Regions from separate parts of the Homo sapiens genome. Here region 1 is linked to region 2. A link is an interaction called in ENCODE POLR2A ChIA-PET data of the cell type or tissue named here. Cell type or tissue: OCI-LY7. All regions are shown on one strand. Links, peaks and the distances in the headings refer to the core of each region. The heading gives the core; the rest is flanking DNA.

Region 1 (9,433 bases), core at 1,361-9,360, 510 kb before region 2:
TCTTTTATTTTTAGAGACAGGGTCTCACTGTCACCCAGGCTGGAGTGCAGTGGTGCAATCACAGCTCACTGCAACCCAAACCCCAGAGGTCAAGTGATCTTCCCGCCTTAGCCTCCTGAGTAGTTGGGAGTGCAGGCACGTGCCACCATACCCAGCTGATTTTCAGATGCTCACATCTTTTTAAGGCCTCCATCATTCACTCACAGAGCTCATCTGTGCCCCTGATGTCAACCAGGACCTCTGTGGGGACAGATGCCAAATCTCCCCACCCAGTGACCCACTGGAATCCTGCCCTCCAGCCATCTGGACCTCCCCACTGGGTTTGGGAGCACCTGGACATATCAGTACCGATCTCTTCCCAAACCTGGGCGTTGGGCCCACACTCATGTGGCCCATGGCTTTCTGCAGGTGTCAAGCTGTCACCCTCAAAGGGGAGTGAGCATGGGGTGAGCACAGGCTTTGAAGGTAGACTACCTGGCCTCCAATTTCGGCTCTTCCACTTACTAACTATATGATTTCAGGTAAGTTTCTTAGCCTCTCCTAGCCCCAGTTTCTGGATATAATACTAGCAACCTCAGCGCTGGGGGAAGCAAATGAAATAAATCCTCTAGCATGTGGTAACCTTCTACTATGGTAACTGCAGCTGGGCACAGTGGCTCATGCCTGTAATCCCAGCACTTTCAGAGGCTGAGGCGGGTGGATCATCTGAGGTCAGGAGTTTGAGACCAGCCTGGCCAACATGGCAAAACCCTGTCTCTACTACAAATACAAAAAATTTAGCCAGGTATGCTGATGTGTCCCTGTAATCCCATCTAGTCAGGAGGCTGAGGCACAAGAATAGCCTGAACCCAAGAGGCGGACGTTGCAGTGAGCCAAGATCGTGCCACTGCCCTCCAGCCTGGGTGACAGAGCAAGACTCTGTCTCAGAAAACAAAACCAAACAAACAAACAAACAAACAGGCCGGGCACAGTGGCTGATGCCTGTAATCCCAGCACTTTGGGAGGCCAAGGTGGGTAGATCACGAGGTCAAGAGATCAAGACCATCCTGGCCAACATGGCGAAACCCCGTCTCTACTAAAAATACAAAAATTAGCTGGGTGTGGTGGCACATGCCTGTTGTCCCAGCTACTCAGAAGGCTGAGGCAGGAGAATAGCTTTAACCCGGGAGGCGGAGGTTGCAGCGAGCCGAGATCGTGCCACTGCACTCCAGTCTGGTGACAGAGCGAGACTCCGTCTCAAAAAACAAACAAAAACAAATGGCAACTGCTATTTTATTATTCTTCTATTCTAAGACAACTATTATTATTATTCTCCTCCTCTTCCCTCAACATCAAATCTGTCAATTTCTCCTTCTAAACACCTGACATCGGTCCAGTCCCCACCTATGAGCATTTGCTCCCACCTGCCACTCTCAAGACATTTGCAATCTGACCAAAATCACTCCTAAAAACTCTACTTTGTTGTCCAGCATGGTGGCTCCTGCCTGTAATCCCAGCACTTTGGGAGGCCAAGGTAGGAGGATTACTTGAGCTCAGGAGTTTGAGACCAGCTTGGGCAATGTATGGAAACCCTCATCTCTACAAAAATAAAAATAAAAAATTAGTCGGGTGTGGTGGTGTGCACCTATAGTCCCAGCTACTCAGGAGGCCAAGGTGGGAGGATCACTTGAGCCCAGGAGTTCAATACCAGTCTGGGCAACACAGTGAGACCTCATTTCAAAAACAAAAACTCCCAGCCGGGCGCAGTAGCTCACGCCTGTAATCCTAGCACTTTGGGAGGCTGAGGTGAGCAGATCACTTGATGTCAGGAGTTCAAGACCAGCCTGGCCAACATGATGAAACCCCTTCTCTACCAAAAAAAAAAAAAAAAAAAAAAATTAGGCATGGTTGTGCGCGCCTGTAGTCCCAGCTACTCGGGAGGCAGAAGTGGGAGAATCACTTGAACCCGACAGGCAGAGGTTACAGTGAGCCGGGATCGCGCCACTGCACTCCAGTCTGGGTGACATTAAGACACTGTCTCCAAAAAATAAAGAAAGAAAAATAAATAAAAATAAAAACTCCCCTTTGCTCACATCACCTCTCTGCTCAAAAACCTCTCTAATTTCCTTGATGCTAAGACCCTTAACATCCAAACTTCTAATCCTGGTGTTCGAGGCTCCCCACAGTTGATCGATAACACCACATTTGGTGGTCCCCTCCCCTCTGCCTCTTCATGGGGCCCCTGTTCTGGCTCTGCTGGTCCACACCCCGCTTCCAAGTAAAACCAGACTGATTTCACTGCCACACCCGAATTCTGGTCTCTCCACCCTGAAATGTCCTCTTTACTTTGCATCAATCCACATCCTGCCTGTTCTTCAAGATCCAAGTCACAGTCTAAAGCCAAGGTCAGCAAACTTTTTCTGTGAAATGCCAGATAGTAAATATTTTAGATTTTGCAGGCCATGCTGCTTTTATTGCAGCTACTTAACGTTGCTGCTATTACACAAAAGTAGCCATAGAGAGCGTGAAAACCAATAAGCATGGCTGTTTCAATAAAACTTTATTTACAAAAACAGGGAGCAGAGGCTCACGCCTGTAATCCCAGCACCTTGGGAAGCTGAGGTGGGAGAGTCGCTTGAGCCCAGGATTTTGAGACAAGCCTGGACAATATAGTGAGATCCCATCTCTACAAAAAATTTTAAAAATTAGCGGAGTGTGGTAGTGTGTCCTTGTAGTCCCAGCTACTCAGGAGGCTGAGGTGAGGTGAGAGGATTGCTTGAGCCCGGGAGGTGGAGGTTGCCGTGAGCCCAGATCATGCTACTGCACTCCAGCCTGGGCAACAGAGTGAGACCGTCTCAGAAAAAAAAAAAACAAAAAAACAAGCGGCAGTTTGAATTTGGCCAATGGGCAGTAGTTCACCAACCCCTGGTCTAGAGCCATAAAATTCACTGGGTCTGGCCCAATCCTGTATTGCAGGCTCTGAAGTCCTGAGTCCTTCCCTCTCCATCCCTGAGCCTGAGTCATGCATCTTTTTCTTTTTCTTTTTCTTTTTTTTTTTTTTTTTGAGATGGATTTTCGCTCTTGTTGCCCAGGCTGGAGTGCAATGGCGTGCTCTCGGCTCACTGCAACCTCCATCTCCCAGGCTCAAGTGATTCTCCTGCCTCAGCCTCCTGAGTAGCTGGGATTACAGGCGTGTGCCACCATGCCCAGCTAATTTTGTATTTTTAGTAGAGACGGGGTTTCTCCATGTTGGTCAGGCTGGTCTCGAACTCCTGACCCCAGGTGATCCGCCCACCTCAGCCTCCCAAAGTGCTGAGATTACAGGCGTAAGCCACCGTGCCTGGCCTAAGTCATGCATCTTACACGCAGGTCCCTTTTATCCCTGGTGGGGACAGGGGTATGGCAACTTTGAAAGGTGGGTGTTTTTGTCTTCTGCATGCTGACACAGCTGAGGTTAAACCAAGATCTGTGAATGAGAATGAACCATACCCAACCTATTGCCTCACCCCAGGGTCACCCCTGTTCCAGTAGAGGAGGCAAAGGTTAAAGAAGAATGAATGGAGAAAGAGATATAAGAAGGAGAGGAGAAGGCCAGGTTCAGTAGCTCACGCCTGTAACCCCAGCAATTTGGGAGGCCGAGGCAGGAGGATCACTTGAGGCCAGGAGTTTGAGACCAGCCTGGGCAACATGGTAAAACCCTGTCTCTACAAAAAATAGAAAAATTTAGCCGGGCGTCATGGCACGTGCCTGTACTCCCAGCTACTAGGGAGGCTGAGGTGGGAGGATCACTTGAGCCCAGGAGTTGGAGGTTGCAGTGAGCAGAGATGGTGCCACTGCACTCTAGTCTGGGCAAGGGAGAACGAGCAAGAGCAATAGGTTTGTAAATGGCCAAGGGGGACAGGCAGAGGGCACAAGCAGGAAAATGCAAGGAGGAGAGATAACATGAGCCTCCAAGGGGTAGCCATGCTGGCTCTGAAAACCGTGAGTGTGTGTGCACAAGTGGCTCTGTGTACACTGCAGTTCCCAGCTCACCCCACACTCATTGAGGATGATCCTGTTTACTATTTTGCCCTGCAGACCTTTCCCCATGGCCACAGTCCCTACTCACCCATTTCTTGACATCAAAGGGTTGAGGGGTTGAGTTCTTGGAGTAAGAAAATGGAAGGAAGTGGAGGAGTTGGAACTGGAGGTGGGGTGTGGGCTGCAAAGGATTCAAAGCTAAGCAGAAGGGATTGGTGAGGGAATAAGCTCTTGTTTAACTTTCACGTGACACCTCCTCCAGGCAGCCTTTCTGGATTTCACCCATTTCATTATCAGAAGGAAAACAGCTCTCTTACTCTGAATATCTTTAGCCTTCTGCACTTCCCAGCCTGTAACCTCGTATTGTGGACCAGTGTGGACATGCTTTTTCTTTCCAGAAGGGTCGAGGAGGCAGTGGGAGCTATAGGAGGGGAGTCAGCGGGGAGGGGTGGGGGAGGGTGGATTGTCCCAGTTCTGCCAGGCGTAAACCAGGCGACTGTGGCCAAGAGGCTGGCCCTCCCTGTCCATTTCATCACTTTGATCGCTCGGGTCCTCCAGCCTGACCGATCTATGAGCACTGCGTGTCCAGGACTGGGAAGAGAGCATCCAGAGGACCGGGACTGTGTAGGCGGGGAGAGAGAGGAGCGCGCAGACGGGGCCAGGTCCAGGAGGTGGAGCCCCAGGGGAGGGGCGGGACACTGGGGGCGGGGCGAGGAGGGCGGGGCCTCACCCGCATTATGCGCACGTTGTACATGCGTGTCAGTCGCTCGTCTCTCTCCTCCGAGCTGTAGATCTCCTGCCGCAGCTTTTCCGCCGCCCGGATGTAGTCCCCCCGCGCCGAGTACACCCACTGCAGGGTCAGCCCGCGGGCCTGGGGTGGGGAGGCGCGGGCTGGGGCTGGCGGCAGGGGCCAGGACCCCCGCCTAGCATGGGGACAAGGACCCCCGCCTAGCATGGGGAAGGGGGCTGGGACCCCTGGCCGCAGGAGGGAGGAGGTAGACGAGGACAGAGTGCTGGAGGCAGGATGAAGGGAGTGGGGAGAAGATCCTGCACCTGCCAGGTTGGGCGATGGCACATGCTGGGGGCTGGGAGACTGGAGGCAGGGGGTTAATGGGCTGGATTGCCAGAGAGGACCTAGACCCCAGGGAATGCAGAGAGAAGGGGCTGGACCCCCTGGCCTGGGCAGTGCCTCCCACTCCCAGAGACCAAGAGCGGGGTGGGCCTCTTGAACCTTGAGGTCCCCAGAGAACTCGTTGAGGTTCCCGATGTGCCTGAGGACGACGTCCCCGTAGCGGCCGAAGTCGAGGGGCAGCAGGCGATCGTGGCTGAGCCGGATGAGGAGCTGCCCTGCGAGCTGGGCCACGGCCTGGGCCACGGCGGGCAGGCGGCCTTGCAGCACCTTATGCAGGTTCTCATAAGTGTCCTCCTTTGTGTGCAGGAATGGGTAGGCCTGGTCGTCCTGCCAGGACAGGGTGGACGCTGGGGCGGAGGCAGACAGGCTGAAGGACTAGCGCTGTGTCTGGGGCAGGGGGAGGACGTCTCACCTCCATAAAGGAGAACTCGACGGCAGGGACTCCCACAAAGGCCGTGAAGGAATAGGCACTGCTGTCCATGGGTAGGGGCCGGATCCTGGGGGCAGGTGGGTTGGAGCGATCTGTGGGTTCAGGCTCCCCCACATCCCTCCCCAGCTCTCCCTACCCCCCCAACTTACACCTCAGCATCCCAGCTGGGATTGGTGAACACCACCTGTTCATAGAGAGTCTGCCCACTGTGGTTGGGAGAATCCACCTGGGGGTTGGGGAAGGGCACTGATCAGGCTCTGCTCCTCCCCGCAACCTACTCCCCTTCACCCCCTATTCCTGGGGTGCTCTTGCCTGCTTCAGGACACTCTCAATGAGACTTGTCAGAAGGGGGCTGGTCTTGGCATGAAACTTGTCATCCCCTGGAAAAAGGGGAGGGGAGGGATGCCAGGCTCAGGGCTCAGCCCCAGAGGCAAGGGTGGACCCCAGGGGGCCAGGTGGTGGCACTGCCCCAGCTCACCCAGCACTGCGTTGTCCAGGCTCACGTACACTACGGCTTTGAGGTGCAGCACGCTGAGGTAGCCCTGTGGGTGGGTGACCAGTGTGGAGTGGGAACCCCCCACCCCCACCTCTCCCCAATGCCTAACGACCTGCCCGGGACCCCGTATCACCTCTAGCCACTCCGTGGAGCCCACGCTTCCAAAGTCACCACCGTCCCAGCTGATGAAGAGGAGACTTCTGCGGGGCCGGAAGCCTGGGGACAGAGGGGAAGGAGGACAGGCTTAGCAGGGGCCAAGCAAAGACCCTCCCCTTGTCTTCTTCTGTCCTGGTCCCCCAGGGTCTCTGTTTCTCTGTCTCTCTCTCTGAGACAGGATCTCACTCTCTCGCCCAGGCTGGAGTGCAGTGGTGCAATCATGGCTCAATGTAGCCTTGACCTCTCAGGTTCAAGTCATCCTCTTGCCTCAGCCTCCCAAGTAGCTGGGATTACAGGCATGCACCACTAAGTCCAGCCAATTTTTAAAAAACTTTTGTAGAGATGCAGTCTCCCTATGTTGCCCAGGCTGGTTTTGAATTCCTGGTCTCCAGCGATTCTCCTGTGTTGGCCTCCCAAAGTGCTGGGATTACAGGCATGAGCCATCACGTCCAGCCCAACATGCTTAATCTTGACACAGACCCATGGACTATGATTATCATTCATGTCACTTTTTTTCTTTTCTTTTCTTTCTTTTTTTTAGAAGGAGGCTCATTCTGTTGCCCAGGCTGGAGTGCAGTGGTGCGATCTCGGCTTACTGCAAACTCCGCCTCCCAGGTTCAAGCGATTCTCCTGCCTCAGCCTCCCTAGTAGCTGGGATTACAGGCGCCCTCCACCACGCCTGGCTAATTTTTGTATTTTTAGTAGAGGGTTTCACCATGTTGGCTAGGCTGGTCTCAAACTCCTGACCTCAGGTGATCCATCTGCCTCGGCCTCCCAAAGTGCTGGGACTACAGGCGTGAGCTACCGCACCCGGCCTCACTTTCATTTTTAGGTGACGAAATAGAGGTGAAGTGACTGGCCCAGGGCCACTCAGGTACAATGTGGATGCCGAGGTCCAAGTGACCACTGGCCAGTCTGTGTCCCTCACTGCCTCTCTGCCCTATCCTCCTCGGGCCACAGGCCCACCGCTGCCTAGCCCAGGCCCAGGCCCTGGCCCTGACCTTACCGTTGCTCACCATGGAGGAAAAGGTCCGCACCAGCTCCAGGAGTATAGCCGTCCCCACAGCGGATTTAGCTGCTCCTGGGCCCCATGCATCCCTCTGGGCCCCGATGACAACGTAGTGATCTGGGGAGGGGATGTTTGGGACCCACTTCTGACACTGCACCCTGCACCCTGGGGGCATCCTCCATCTGCCTGTGTCTCTCAGCCCATCACAATTCCGGCAACCCTAGCCCTGCAGTCCCTCCAGTCCCTAAAGAGGGCGCCCCTCCCCACTTGGCCCTTCCTGGATGGTGTGCTCCTTCAGCTGGGTGCCTGAGGTCATTCTGGACTTACAAGGTTTCTGTCACCCAGGCTGGAGTGTGCAGTGGTGTGATCATAGCTCACTGCAGCTTCAAACTCCCTGGCTCAAGCCATCCTCCTGCCTGAGCCTCCCAAGTAGCTGGGACCACAGATGTGTGCCACCATGCTCGGCTAATTTCTTTTACTTACTTACTTATTTATTTATTTAATTTATTTTTTGGAGTCTCGCTCTGTTGCCCAGGCTGGAGTGCAGTGGCACGATCTTGGCTCACGGCAAGCTCCACCTCCCGGGTTCACGCCATTCTCCTGCCTCAGCCTCCTGAGTAGCTGGGAGTACAGGCGCCTGCCACCATGCCCAGCTAATTTTTTTGTATTTTTAGTAGACAGGGTTTCACCATGTTAGCCAGGATGGTCTCGATCTCCTGACCTCATGATCCGCCCACCTCGGCCTTCCAAAGTGCTGGGATTACAGGCGTGAGCCACCGCACCCAGCCAATTTCTCTTATTTTTAAATTTTTTGTGAAGTCTTGGCTTTGTTGCCCCATCTGTCAATTACTTATTTTAATTCTCCACTGCCATCCACATCTAGCTATGCTTGAAAGGGCCATCTATGCTTCTATCTAATCTGATCTGATCTTTCTTTCATGCTTGAGTCTTCCTTCCTTCCTTCCTTCCTTCCTTCCTTTCTCTCTCTCTCTTTCTTTCTTTTTTTCTTTCTCTTTCTCTCTTTCTTTCTTTCTCTTTTTTTTCTTTTTCTTGAGACAAAGTCTTGCTCTGTTGCCCAGGCTGGAGTGCAATGGCACAATCTCGGCTCACAGCAGCCTCCACCTCCTGGGTTCAAGTGATTCTCCTGTCCGAGCCTCCGGAATAGCTGGAATTACAGATGCATGCCACCGGGCCCAGCTAATGTTTGTATTTTTAGTAGAGACGGGGTTTCACCATGTTAGCCAAGCTGGTCTCAAACTCCTGACCTCAAGTGATCCACCTGCCTGGGCCTCCCAAAGTGCTGGGATTACAGGCGTGAGCCACCACACCCGGCCCATGCTTGAGTTTCTATTACAACATCATCCAACTTAGGCTTACTCACTTCCAGTGCTGGGGAGCTCACTACTGGGCAACAACCCCCATTCCATCACTAGACAGGCTGGAAGGTGAGGTCTGTTCACTGCTGCCACCATCAGACCCAGTTCAGCCTCAACTTGCCAGCTTCCCTCCTCTGGGCACCACTCCTGTCCCCTCTTGGGGCCTCCTGCACCAGCCCCCTATCTTGCCAGGGTGTATGGGCAGAAATTCCCCCAGCCCACCACCAGCTGTGAGTGATACTGGACACACAGCATACCTGGCTCTGAGCGGCCTTCGATGCAGCCGAAGATGTTGTTGATGGGGGTGGAGGTCCTGTGATTGTTGACCACTAGCCGCAGTCGTGGCCCGGGGCCCAGGTGATAAGGGGAGCCTAGGAGGCTCCCCTGCCATTCTTGGGGGGCCACAGGGCCTTTGAGCTTCCTGGAGAGGAGGAAGGCAGAAAGGGGGAAGTTGTAGAGAGACCCAGAAGAGTCCAAATCACTCTTTTCCTTATTTCTTTCCCTCCCACCCTTTCTGGCTCCAGATCGCTGCCTCTGGACGCTGCCTGGGTAGGGCAGTGCAGTCAGGGCTGCCTTGGATGGTTCTCAGCTGAGGTAGGTGTGCAATCCAGTGGGAACTTTAGTTGCCAGACAGTAGACCCTGGAGAAAGGCTGTGTCCATCCAGAAGAGTCACTTTTTTTTTTTTTTTTTTTTTTTTTAAAGAGTCAGGGTCCCGGCCAGGCATGGTGGCTCACACCTGTAATCCCAGCATTTTGGGAGGCCGAGATGGGCGGATCACTAGGTCAGGAGTTCGAGACCAGTCTGGCCAACATGGTGAAACCCTCTACTAAAAAT
Region 2 (10,834 bases), core at 1,466-9,465:
TCCCCGACTCCAGCACCCACCGCCGCCTCTTCCACAAATCAGACGGCAGCACTGTCTCTGTGCCCATGATGGCTCAGACCAACAAGTTCAACTATAGTAAGTCCAAGAGCCCCTTCCCCACAGCCCACAGCAACTGCATCTCATTCCTGGGGTCTCCCAAGGAATACCCAAAATGTCACCCTCTGAGGGAGGAAGACCACAGGGAATGCTCCCCTTTAAGGGAGGAGAGACCCTAGAATATACTCCAGCTTTGACAAAGATTTCCCAAGCAGGAGACATCAGGATAATGGGAACAGAAGACAGGAGGTTTATCCCATGAAGGATGAAGAAGCTGAAATCCAGAGATTCCCTCAGGGCCACATTTGTCCACCTGACTCCAGGGTCTCATCTTCGTGTGTTGCTAGTGTGATTACCTGGGGATGAGAAATCCTGCTGGGGGAGTTGAGGTTAAGAGGATGAGGACTCCAGGTGCTGTGGCTCACGCCTGTAATCCCAGCACTTTGGGAGGCCAAGGCAGGTGGATCAGGAGTTTGAGGTCAGGAGTTTGAGACCAGCCTGGCCAACATGGTGAAACCCTGTCTCTACTAAAAATGCAAAAATTAGCCAGGTGTGGTGGCAGGCGCCTGTAATCCCAGCTACTCGGGAGGCTGAGGCAGGAGAATCACTTGAGCCCGGGAGGTGGAGGTTGCAGTGAGCCGAACGAAATTGAGCCACTTCACCCCAGCCTGGGCAAAAGAGTGAAATTCCATTCAAAAAAAAAAAAAAAAAAAAAAGGATGAGGACTGGGATGAACTGGTGGCTGGGTGTGGGGAAAATGGAAGTGAAGGAAGGCCAAAAGAGACAGAGAAGGCCTGGCGCGGCGACTCACGCCTATAATCCCAGCACTTTGGGAGGCTGAGAAGGGGGATTGCTTGAGGCCAGAAGTTGAATACCAGTCTGGGCAGCATAGCAAGACCCTGCCTCTACAAAAAAAAAATTTTTTTTAATTAGCCAGGCTTGGTGACATGCATCTGTAGTCTACTCAAGAAGCTGAGGTGAGGCCAGGCACGGTGGCTCACGCCTGTATTCCCAGCACTTTGGGAGGTCAAGGCGGGTGGATGACCTGAGGTCAGGAGTTCAAGACCAGCCTGGCCAACATGGTGAAACCCCATCTGTATAAAAATACAAAAATTAGCTGGGCATGATAGCAGGTGCCTGTAATTCCAGCTACTCAGGAGGCTGAGGTGGGAGAATCTATTGAACCCGGGAGGGGGAGGTTGCAGTGAGCCGAGATCATGCCATTGCACTCCAGCCTGGGCGACAGAGTGAGACTCCTTCTCAAAACAAACAAACAAACAAACAAACAAAATACAGAAGCTGAGGCGGGAGGAACATTTGAACCGGATTCGGAGGCTGCAGTGAGCTATGATTGCACCACTGCGCTCCAGTCTGTGTGACAGTGAGACCCTGTCTCTTACACACACACACACACACACACACATGCACACACACAGAGAGAGAGAAATTAGAAGATACTGAATTGGCAGAAGAGAAGGGAAATAGAAATTAAAATACTGAATAGGGGAGCAGTGAACAGGGGATACCCAAAAGCCAAGAGCGAGAGAGAGCCTGGCTTCCAGAAATAGTGGAGAAGCCAGGAGAACTAGGTGAAAACCCAGTGCTGGGTTGCCATCAGCGAGAGCTGGAGCCATTTCCAACGAACCATCTTGTCGTCTTCACAGCTGAGTTCACCACGCCCGATGGCCATTACTACGACATCCTGGAACTGCCCTACCACGGGGACACCCTCAGCATGTTCATTGCTGCCCCTTATGAAAAAGAGGTGCCTCTCTCTGCCCTCACCAACATTCTGAGTGCCCAGCTCATCAGCCACTGGAAAGGCAACATGACCAGGCTGCCCCGCCTCCTGGTTCTGCCCAAGTAAGCCACCCCGCTATCTCCCCGACCTACCAACCCCTCTCTCCTGGCTCCCTAAAGTCACCGCCCCCAGGTTGAATTTCCCAGATCTGTGATGCTTGCAGGACATGCATGTGTGGGAGGCTGATGGGAAACTGTGGCCTGGGTTTGATTATGAGTCTTGCAATCATCCCTCCCCCTGTTTCTGCTGGAGGGCAGGGGACAGCTCTTCCTGACCACACCCCCACATTGACTATCCCCAGAATACCCAGCAAAAGCCCCCAAAAGGAGAGTCAGAGAAATGAGGGAGGTGGGGGCCCAATCAGTCCACATCTACTTAGGGTCGCCCCATCAGCACTTCCATCCCCAACCCTTTCAAGTCAACATCCAAACAAAAGAAATCACTTCCAAGGACGGAGCAGCTCAAAGCGCAGCTTCTAGCTGGGGTTCCAAGAAAGCAGATTTTTCGAAATCCTTCTGCAGAAGGAAGCAAAGAGATTTTTTGAAATCTTTCTGCAGAAGGAGAAGGCTGGAGCTGGGGAACTCCAGAATTATAGGGAAGCCTCCCACCACGCTCATCCCAAATTTCCGGATGCTATAATGCCAGGCTTGGGGAAAGAGGAGAATTTAGTTGGTTAGCTGGTGCGTGCTCTCACTTGCATCCTCTCTCTTCCTCTTTTTTTTTTTTCTCCTCTCTCTCTGGCTCATAAAAATGGAGGTAATTAGTTGTGCCCTGGTGAGAAGCAGAGAGTGCACAAAGGCCCCCTGCTTGAGTCCTCTTCAGGGTTAGCTCTCAGAAACACAATCTGCAGAACAGATTTTTGTTCCAACATCCTTGCAGGAGAATTTGCCCTTAGCTTCCCCCACCCCAGCCAGGCTGAATAAAATTATGCTGAAACTACTGTCTTATTTGAGGAAAGTAATTAGTCATAGGTGGGAGGGGGTGGGGAGATTGCAGAAGAATGTTCATGAATATTAGGATTTTCAGCTCTAAGGGGGGACTTTGTAAACAGCTTTAGAAGAAGAACCAGGCCGGCTGGGTGTGGTGGCTCATGCCTGTAATCTCAGCATTTGGGGAGGCCAAGGCGGGCGGATCACTTGAGGTCAGGAGTTTGAGACCAGCCTGGCCAACATGGTGAAACCCTGTCTCTATTAAAAATACAAAAATTAGCCAGCCGTGGTAGCGAGCGCCTATGATCCCAGCTACTCCGGAGGCTGAGGCCAGAGAATCACATGAACCTGGGAGGTGGAGGCTGCAGTGAGCCGAGATCACGCCACTGCACTCCAGCCTGGGGGACAGAGCAAGAATCTGTTTCAAAAAAAAAAAAAGAAAAATAGGAAGGAAGGAAGGAAAGGAAAGGAAAGAAGAGAGAGAGAAAGAAAGAGAGAGAGAGAAAGAAAGAAAGAAAGAAAGAAAGAAAGAAAGAAAGAAAGAAAGAAAGAAAGAAAGAAAGAAAAAGAAAGGAAAGAAAGAACGAACGAACCAGGCCTCCCTCTCCAACCTTCACCTCCGTCCCTATTCTGGCCACTTGATTCGGGGGACACCTGGTAGGGGATGGGGAAAGGTGGGAGCTGCCAGCCAGAGGGGACCCCGGCTTGAGCAGCCTCTTGCTGCTATCTGCAGGTTCTCCCTGGAGACTGAAGTCGACCTCAGGAAGCCCCTAGAGAACCTGGGAATGACCGACATGTTCAGACAGTTTCAGGCTGACTTCACGAGTCTTTCAGGTAAGAAGACTTTCCTTTGCATTTTCTCACCCCAGTGGACTGCGGGGGCCCCTAAGAGGAAAAAGGAACCTCTCCTTGAGAGCGGCAGCTGATCTAATCCTGTATCCACATCTGTTTCAGACCAAGAGCCTCTCCACGTCGCGCAGGCGCTGCAGAAAGTGAAGATCGAGGTGAACGAGAGTGGCACGGTGGCCTCCTCATCCACAGGTGAGTCTGGCTCAGGTGAGGCTCCACGGGTGTCGCCTCCATCGCCCTTCAGGATAACTGGTCCCCAGACCCGGAAAGGACCCCGCAGCCCTCTCGGCACAGAGCAGCTCTGTCTGTGCTCAGCCATCACCCACTCCCCACCTGTTTCTCAGCCTGGAAAACGGGCTTGGGACCATGGAACCCTGTTTCCTCGCCTGATGGCTCCTAAGTTCCCTGACTGTGAAAAGGCCTCCTAAAGAAAAACCCAAGTTGTTCCCACAGTGGGAAGTAAACTTAAGAAACATGCTTATCAGGCTGGGCATGGTGGCTCCCACCTGTAATCCCAGCGCTTTGGGGGACCAAGGCAGGTGGATCACTTGAGGTCAGGAATTCGAGACCAGCCTGGGCAACATGGCAAAACCCTATCTCTACTAAAAATACAAAAATTAGGCAGGCGTGGTGGCATGTGCCTGTAGTCCCAGCTACTTGGGAGGCTGAGGCAGGAGAATCACTTGAATCCAGGAGGCAGAGGTTGCAGTGAGCCGAGATCACGCTGCTGCACTCCAGCCTGGGCAATAGAGCATGACTCTGAAGAAAAGAAAGAAAGAAAGAGAGAGAGAGAGAAAAGAAAGAAAGAAAGAAAGAAAGAAAGAAAGAAAGAAAGAAAGAAAGAAAGAAAGAAAGAGAAAGAAAGAGAAGAAAAGAAAAGAAAGAGCTTATCAATAAGCCCTTAAAGGATTTAGATAAATGTGTGTAAGGGAAGAGCTGATCCATTGCTACCAAGCTCCTGGAGGAAACCAGGTCTCAGAGGATGTCCCTAAACTTTTAAGGTTCATATTCAGGAAAACAAACAACTTCCAGCTGGGCTTAGTGGCTCACACCTGTAATCCCAGCACTTTGGGAGGCCGAGGCAGGAGGATCGCTTGAGCCCAGGAATTTGAGACCAGCCTGGGCAATATAATGAGACTGTGTCTCTACAAAAATTAGAAAAAAATTAGCCAGGCATGGTGGCATGCACCTGTAGCCCCAGTTACTTGGGAGACTGAGGTGGGAGGATCACTTGAGCCCATGAGTTCAAGGCTGCAGTGAGCCATGAAGGTGCCACTGCACTCCCACCTGGGCGACAGAGGGAGACCCTGTCTCTAAGAAAAACGGCGGGGGTGGGGGTGGTGCCAGTGCCAGCATCCCTCTGTTCTAAGACATTGTCCCTTCTCTTGCAGCTGTCATAGTCTCAGCCCGCATGGCCCCCGAGGAGATCATCATGGACAGACCCTTCCTCTTTGTGGTCCGGCACAACCCCACAGGTGAGCCTGGAACCCATCACGTTCCACATCCTCCCACCCATTCTTTCTCTCAGGAACTAGTCCCGACAGATGCAGACATCCCTCTATCCCTGAGAGGGCTCTGGGCAGGGAACCCATAACCCTACCCTGCTTCCTGTCCCAAGAGGAGGCTACCTTCTATCACCCACAGACAGTGCCGGGTCCCCGCTCTGTGACTCAGGCAGCTGCGACTCCAGACAGCTCACTCATCTGCCTAGATCTCAGTCCTTCCACCCACATCCAGCCTGATGAGCTGTCCCACTCCTTCTGCTTCTCAACCCCCATGGTTCTTCCACCCTCAGGAACAGTCCTTTTCATGGGCCAAGTGATGGAACCCTGACCCTGGGGAAAGACGCCTTCATCTGGGACAAAACTGGAGATGCATCGGGAAAGAAGAAACTCCGAAGAAAAGAATTTTAGTGTTAATGACTCTTTCTGAAGGAAGAGAAGACATTTGCCTTTTGTTAAAAGATGGTAAACCAGATCTGTCTCCAAGACCTTGGCCTCTCCTTGGAGGACCTTTAGGTCAAACTCCCTAGTCTCCACCTGAGACCCTGGGAGAGAAGTTTGAAGCACAACTCCCTTAAGGTCTCCAAACCAGACGGTGACGCCTGCGGGACCATCTGGGGCACCTGCTTCCACCCGTCTCTCTGCCCACTCGGGTCTGCAGACCTGGTTCCCACTGAGGCCCTTTGCAGGATGGAACTACGGGGCTTACAGGAGCTTTTGTGTGCCTGGTAGAAACTATTTCTGTTCCAGTCACATTGCCATCACTCTTGTACTGCCTGCCACCGCGGAGGAGGCTGGTGACAGGCCAAAGGCCAGTGGAAGAAACACCCTTTCATCTCAGAGTCCACTGTGGCACTGGCCACCCCTCCCCAGTACAGGGGTGCTGCAGGTGGCAGAGTGAATGTCCCCCATCATGTGGCCCAACTCTCCTGGCCTGGCCATCTCCCTCCCCAGAAACAGTGTGCATGGGTTATTTTGGAGTGTAGGTGACTTGTTTACTCATTGAAGCAGATTTCTGCTTCCTTTTATTTTTATAGGAATAGAGGAAGAAATGTCAGATGCGTGCCCAGCTCTTCACCCCCCAATCTCTTGGTGGGGAGGGGTGTACCTAAATATTTATCATATCCTTGCCCTTGAGTGCTTGTTAGAGAGAAAGAGAACTACTAAGGAAAATAATATTATTTAAACTCGCTCCTAGTGTTTCTTTGTGGTCTGTGTCACCGTATCTCAGGAAGTCCAGCCACTTGACTGGCACACACCCCTCCGGACATCCAGCGTGACGGAGCCCACACTGCCACCTTGTGGCCGCCTGAGACCCTCGCGCCCCCCGCGCCCCTCTTTTTCCCCTTGATGGAAATTGACCATACAATTTCATCCTCCTTCAGGGGATCAAAAGGACGGAGTGGGGGGACAGAGACTCAGATGAGGACAGAGTGGTTTCCAATGTGTTCAATAGATTTAGGAGCAGAAATGCAAGGGGCTGCATGACCTACCAGGACAGAACTTTCCCCAATTACAGGGTGACTCACAGCCGCATTGGTGACTCACTTCAATGTGTCATTTCCGGCTGCTGTGTGTGAGCAGTGGACACGTGAGGGGGGGGTGGGTGAGAGAGACAGGCAGCTCGGATTCAACTACCTTAGATAATATTTCTGAAAACCTACCAGCCAGAGGGTAGGGCACAAAGATGGATGTAATGCACTTTGGGAGGCCAAGGCGGGAGGATTGCTTGAGCCCAGGAGTTCAAGACCAGCCTGGGCAACATACCAAGACCCCCGTCTCTTTAAAAATATATATATTTTAAATATACTTAAATATATATTTCTAATATCTTTAAATATATATATATATTTTAAAGACCAATTTATGGGAGAATTGCACACAGATGTGAAATGAATGTAATCTAATAGAAGCCTAATCAGCCCACCATGTTCTCCACTGAAAAATCCTCTTTCTTTGGGGTTTTTCTTTCTTTCTTTTTTGATTTTGCACTGGACGGTGACGTCAGCCATGTACAGGATCCACAGGGGTGGTGTCAAATGCTATTGAAATTGTGTTGAATTGTATGCTTTTTCACTTTTGATAAATAAACATGTAAAAATGTTTCAAAAAAATAATAAAATAAATAAATACGAAGAATATGTCAGGACAGTCACTGCCTTCACCTTCTCCATTTCACACCGGTGGTACAAGAAATCAGAAGCCTAGGCCAGGTGTGGTGGTTCATGCCTGTAATCCCAGCACTTTGGGAAGCCGAGGTGGGTGGATCACCTAAGGTCAGGAGTTTGAGACCAGCCTGGACAACATGGTGAAACCCCGTCTCTACTAAAAATACAAAAATTAGCCGGGCGTGGTGGCTGGCGCCTGTAATCCCAGCTACTCGGGAGGCTGAGGCAGGAGAATCACTTGAAGCCAGGAGGCAGAGGTTGCAGTGAGCTGAGATTGCATCACTGAACTCCAGGCTGGGTGGCAGAGCGAGACTCCCTCTCAAAAAACAACAACTACAAAGACAACAACAAACCCAGAATCAAAATCCTGTTGGTCCATAGACCTCATGGGTGGAAGAGACCTTCCTACATCCAGGTTGGCCCAACATGGGGGAGTCCATGAAATGGTCACCTCAGCTCTGCCACAAGCCCCAAGGATAAGTTGATTCTGCCCCTGGGAATCATCCTCAAAAAGGAAAAAAATGTTCCCCTGCCATAAACTTTCCACTTATGCAGATGGGCCTGCTCGTAAGTCACTGTCACTGTGGGTTCCCAACTCTGTTCATGACACTTCCTTCCAGCACCAAATGCTTCCCACCCCTCTACTCCCACTCCCCATTCTTCAAACCCAGCTCAAGTTCCAGTTCCTCCACCTAGGACTTCCCATGGATCCAGCCAATATCACTCTCAGGTCCGGCGCAGTGGCCCACGCCTGTAATCTCAGCACTTTGGGAGGCCGGGGCAGGAAGATTGCTTGAGGCCAGGAGTTTCAGACCAGCCTGGACAACATAGTGAGACTCTTCCTCTAAGAAAAGAAAGAGAGAAAGAGAGAGAGAAAGACAGAGGAAAGAGAGAGAAAAATAAAGAAAGAGAGAAAGAAAGAAAGAAAAAGAAAAAGAAAGAAAGAACGAAAGAAAGAAAGAAAGAAAGAAAGAAAGAAAGAAAGAAAGAAAGAAAGAAAGAAAGAAAGAAAGAAAGAAAGAAAAAGAAAGGAAGGAAGGAAGGAAAGGAGGGAGGGAGGGAGGGAAGGAAGGAAGGAAGGAAGGAAGGGGATCAAAACATCATCACTCTCAACTCGACACTGACTGAGTTTTCTTCTCCCTGGTCTGTAACAGTGCTTGGATTCTCGAGTGTTCCTTAGCTTTGTGTGTGTGTGTCTTACCCTCCCCAAGCCCATCAAGGTATCAGGTTTCTTGAAAACAAGGCTCTCTTGTTATATATACTCTAGCATCTTCTTGAAAATGGCTTCCTGAAAAGTCTTTTATTATCTTTCTCCAGCATCTCGAAGGCTTTTGGCAGAGGGCACACTTCCCTCCATTAGTTTCTGTTCAAATATTCAAAAATAATTTTTTAAACTGAAAAAAGACCAATAACCATCTGTTGAACTTGTATACTGTCTAACTCCAGAACCCTGAAGATAGGATTCAGAGATGCAGCCCCCTGAACACCCAGCTCATTTCTATTGCTTTTTAAACAATTTTTTGTAGAGACGGGGTTGCACCATGTTTTGAACTTTTGGGCTCAAACAATCCTCCTGCCTCGGCCTCCCAAATTGCTGGGATTACAGTTGTGAGCCACCATGCCCAGCTTGGCTCAGGTGTACCTTTCAACCTCCTTATACCCTGAAAGTATGACTAATTCCAGGCCCCAGGCTAGTGGCTGAAAAGTTACCTGTCTCTAACAGATTTGCTTGGAAAGCTAAACAGCCTCTTTTTGCACAAAATGCTTCAAAAAGCAGAACAAATTAGCCCTAACTCTGCAGTATACAGTTCAAAAACTGCTCATCCATGCTGAGATGGCTCTAGAGGAAAAAGAGTTCTTCAAAAAGCCCCCTCACCACAGAGGAGGCTTGTTCCAGGAAATGCCCCATTTAACAGACTCTCAGCTATTGTGAGGACAAAAATGATGTAGACTCACAGCACGAGACCTGCCCAGCCCTGTTTGACTTTGCCTGGCCCTGTCCCTTGCCTGTTCTAAGTTTGTCTTCCCTTCTCTATTTTTTTTTTTCTTTTAAGACAGGGTCTCGCTTTGTTGCTGAGGCAAAAGTGCAGTGGCACAATCTTAGCTTATTACAGCCTCCATCTCCTGGGCCCAAAGCCATCCTCGCACCTCAGCCTCCCGAGTAGCTGGGACCACAGGTGTGCGCCGCCAAGCCCTGCTAATATTTGCATTTTTTGGAGAGATGGTGTCTCACTATATTGCCCAGGCTGGTCTCGAATTCCTAGGCTCAAGCAATCCACCTGTCTCGGCCTCCCAAAGTACTGTGATCACAAAGTGCTGGGCCACCATGCCTGGCCCGCTGTTCTTTAGGGATGAAAAATTAACAAGATCTGCCTCCAGCTACCGTTATTGTACATTTCTTGTAAACCTCAAACAGTGGAATTATTTATCTGCTCATCTGTGGGCAAAGAGTATGAATGTTGTAAATCCCTTAATGGTAAAAATATTCAGTCAAAAGCAAATTTGTCAAGGAGACACCATCTTTTTTTGAAATCATTTTTTTAGGTGGTTTCTCAAGTAAGCTTTGTTGAAATAATAGTAGCAAGCGGCTGGGCGTGGTGGCTCAGGCCTGTAATCCCAGCACTTTAGGAGGCCAAGGTGGGCGGATCACCTGAGGTCAGGAGTTTGAGACCAGCCTGGCCAACAAGGTGAAACCCTGTCTCTACTAAAAATACAAAAATTAGGCCGGGTGTGGTGGCTCACACCTGTAATCCCAGCACTTTGGGAGGCCAAGGCGGGTGGATCACGAGGTCAGGAGTTCAAGACCAGCCTGGCCAGGTTGGTGAAACCCCGTCTCCACTAAAAACACACAAAAAATTAACGAGGCGCAGTGGCGGGTGCCTGTAGTCCCAGCTACTCAGGAGGCTGAGGCAGGAGAATGGCGTGAAACCAGGAGGCAGAGCTTGCAACGAGCCGAGATCACGCCACTGGACTCCAGCCTGGGCAACAGAGTGAGACTCCGTCTCAAAAAAAAAAAAAAAAAAAAAAGTAGCAAGCACTCAGGAAAACTGAGACACAGAGAGGTTGAGTAACTTGATCTCATTATTATCATTATTTTAGAGAGGGGGTCTCTGTTGTTTAGGCTGGAGTGCAGTGGTGCAATCACAGCTCACTGCAGCCTTGAACTGCTGGGCTCAAACAATCCTGTCTCAGCCTCCCAAGCAGCTGGGACTACAGGTGCGCACCACTCACTACCCAGCTAATTCGTTTTCTTTCTTTTTTTTTTTTTTTTAAAAAAAAGTCTCGCTCTGTCACCCATGCTGGAATGCAATGGCTTGATCTCTCTGCTCACTACAACCTCCGCCTCCCGGGTTCAAGAGATTCTCCTTTCTCAGCCTCCTGAGTAGCTGGGATTACAGGCATGTGCCACCATGCCCGGTTAATTTTTGTATTTTTAGTAGAGATAGGGTTTTGCCATGTTGGCCAGGCTGGTCTCGAGCTTCTGACCTCAGGTAATCCACCTGCCTCAGCCTCCCAAAGTGCTGAGAT

Evidence for each region. Peaks named below come from ENCODE experiments on the same cell type or tissue, not always from the same donor. Only the 100,000 strongest peaks of a DNase experiment are listed, where the experiment ranks them.
Region 1: POLR2A ChIA-PET joins it to region 2 with 11 read pairs; 2 of 35 experiments call an interaction of 5 or more read pairs at or near these places.

What each region holds. Positions count from the first base shown.
Region 1 is chr7:100,622,034-100,631,466 of GRCh38, forward strand. TFR2 (transferrin receptor 2) reads right to left here. Exons shown (of 18, transcript NM_003227.4): 9 at 8,856-9,019; 10 at 7,220-7,339; 11 at 6,191-6,273; 12 at 6,040-6,103; 13 at 5,874-5,941; 14 at 5,711-5,787; 15 at 5,544-5,628; 16 at 5,231-5,458; 17 at 4,730-4,870. LOC124901709 (a long non-coding RNA gene) reads left to right here and starts at 89. Exons shown (of 3, transcript XR_007060454.1): 1 at 89-521; 2 at 9,123-9,192. It overlaps LOC124901710 (a long non-coding RNA gene), which reads right to left and starts at 4,717. Exons shown (of 2, transcript XR_007060455.1): 1 at 4,317-4,717; 2 at 2,521-4,197. RefSeq lists enhancers at 4,400-5,164, 4,573-4,867, 5,165-5,927 and silencers at 4,663-4,802, 4,863-4,922. In OCI-LY7, for the core only: CTCF peaks have their summits at 7,489 and 7,689; DNase peaks (open chromatin) are centred at 4,748 and 7,488; H3K4me3 peaks cover 1,004 bases; H3K27ac peaks cover 379 bases.
Region 2 is chr7:101,131,974-101,142,807 of GRCh38, forward strand. SERPINE1 (serpin family E member 1) reads left to right here. Exons shown (of 9, transcript NM_000602.5): 4 at 1-96; 5 at 1,722-1,920; 6 at 3,521-3,621; 7 at 3,742-3,828; 8 at 5,028-5,111; 9 at 5,432-7,274. The coding sequence ends at 5,469. Among named protein-coding and RNA genes, the nearest start is that of SERPINE1, 10 kb to the left of the region's middle. RefSeq lists enhancers at 3,349-3,850, 6,139-6,914. In OCI-LY7, for the core only: CTCF peaks have their summits at 6,456 (motif pointing left) and 6,661; DNase peaks (open chromatin) are centred at 6,408 and 6,688; H3K4me3 peaks cover 214 bases.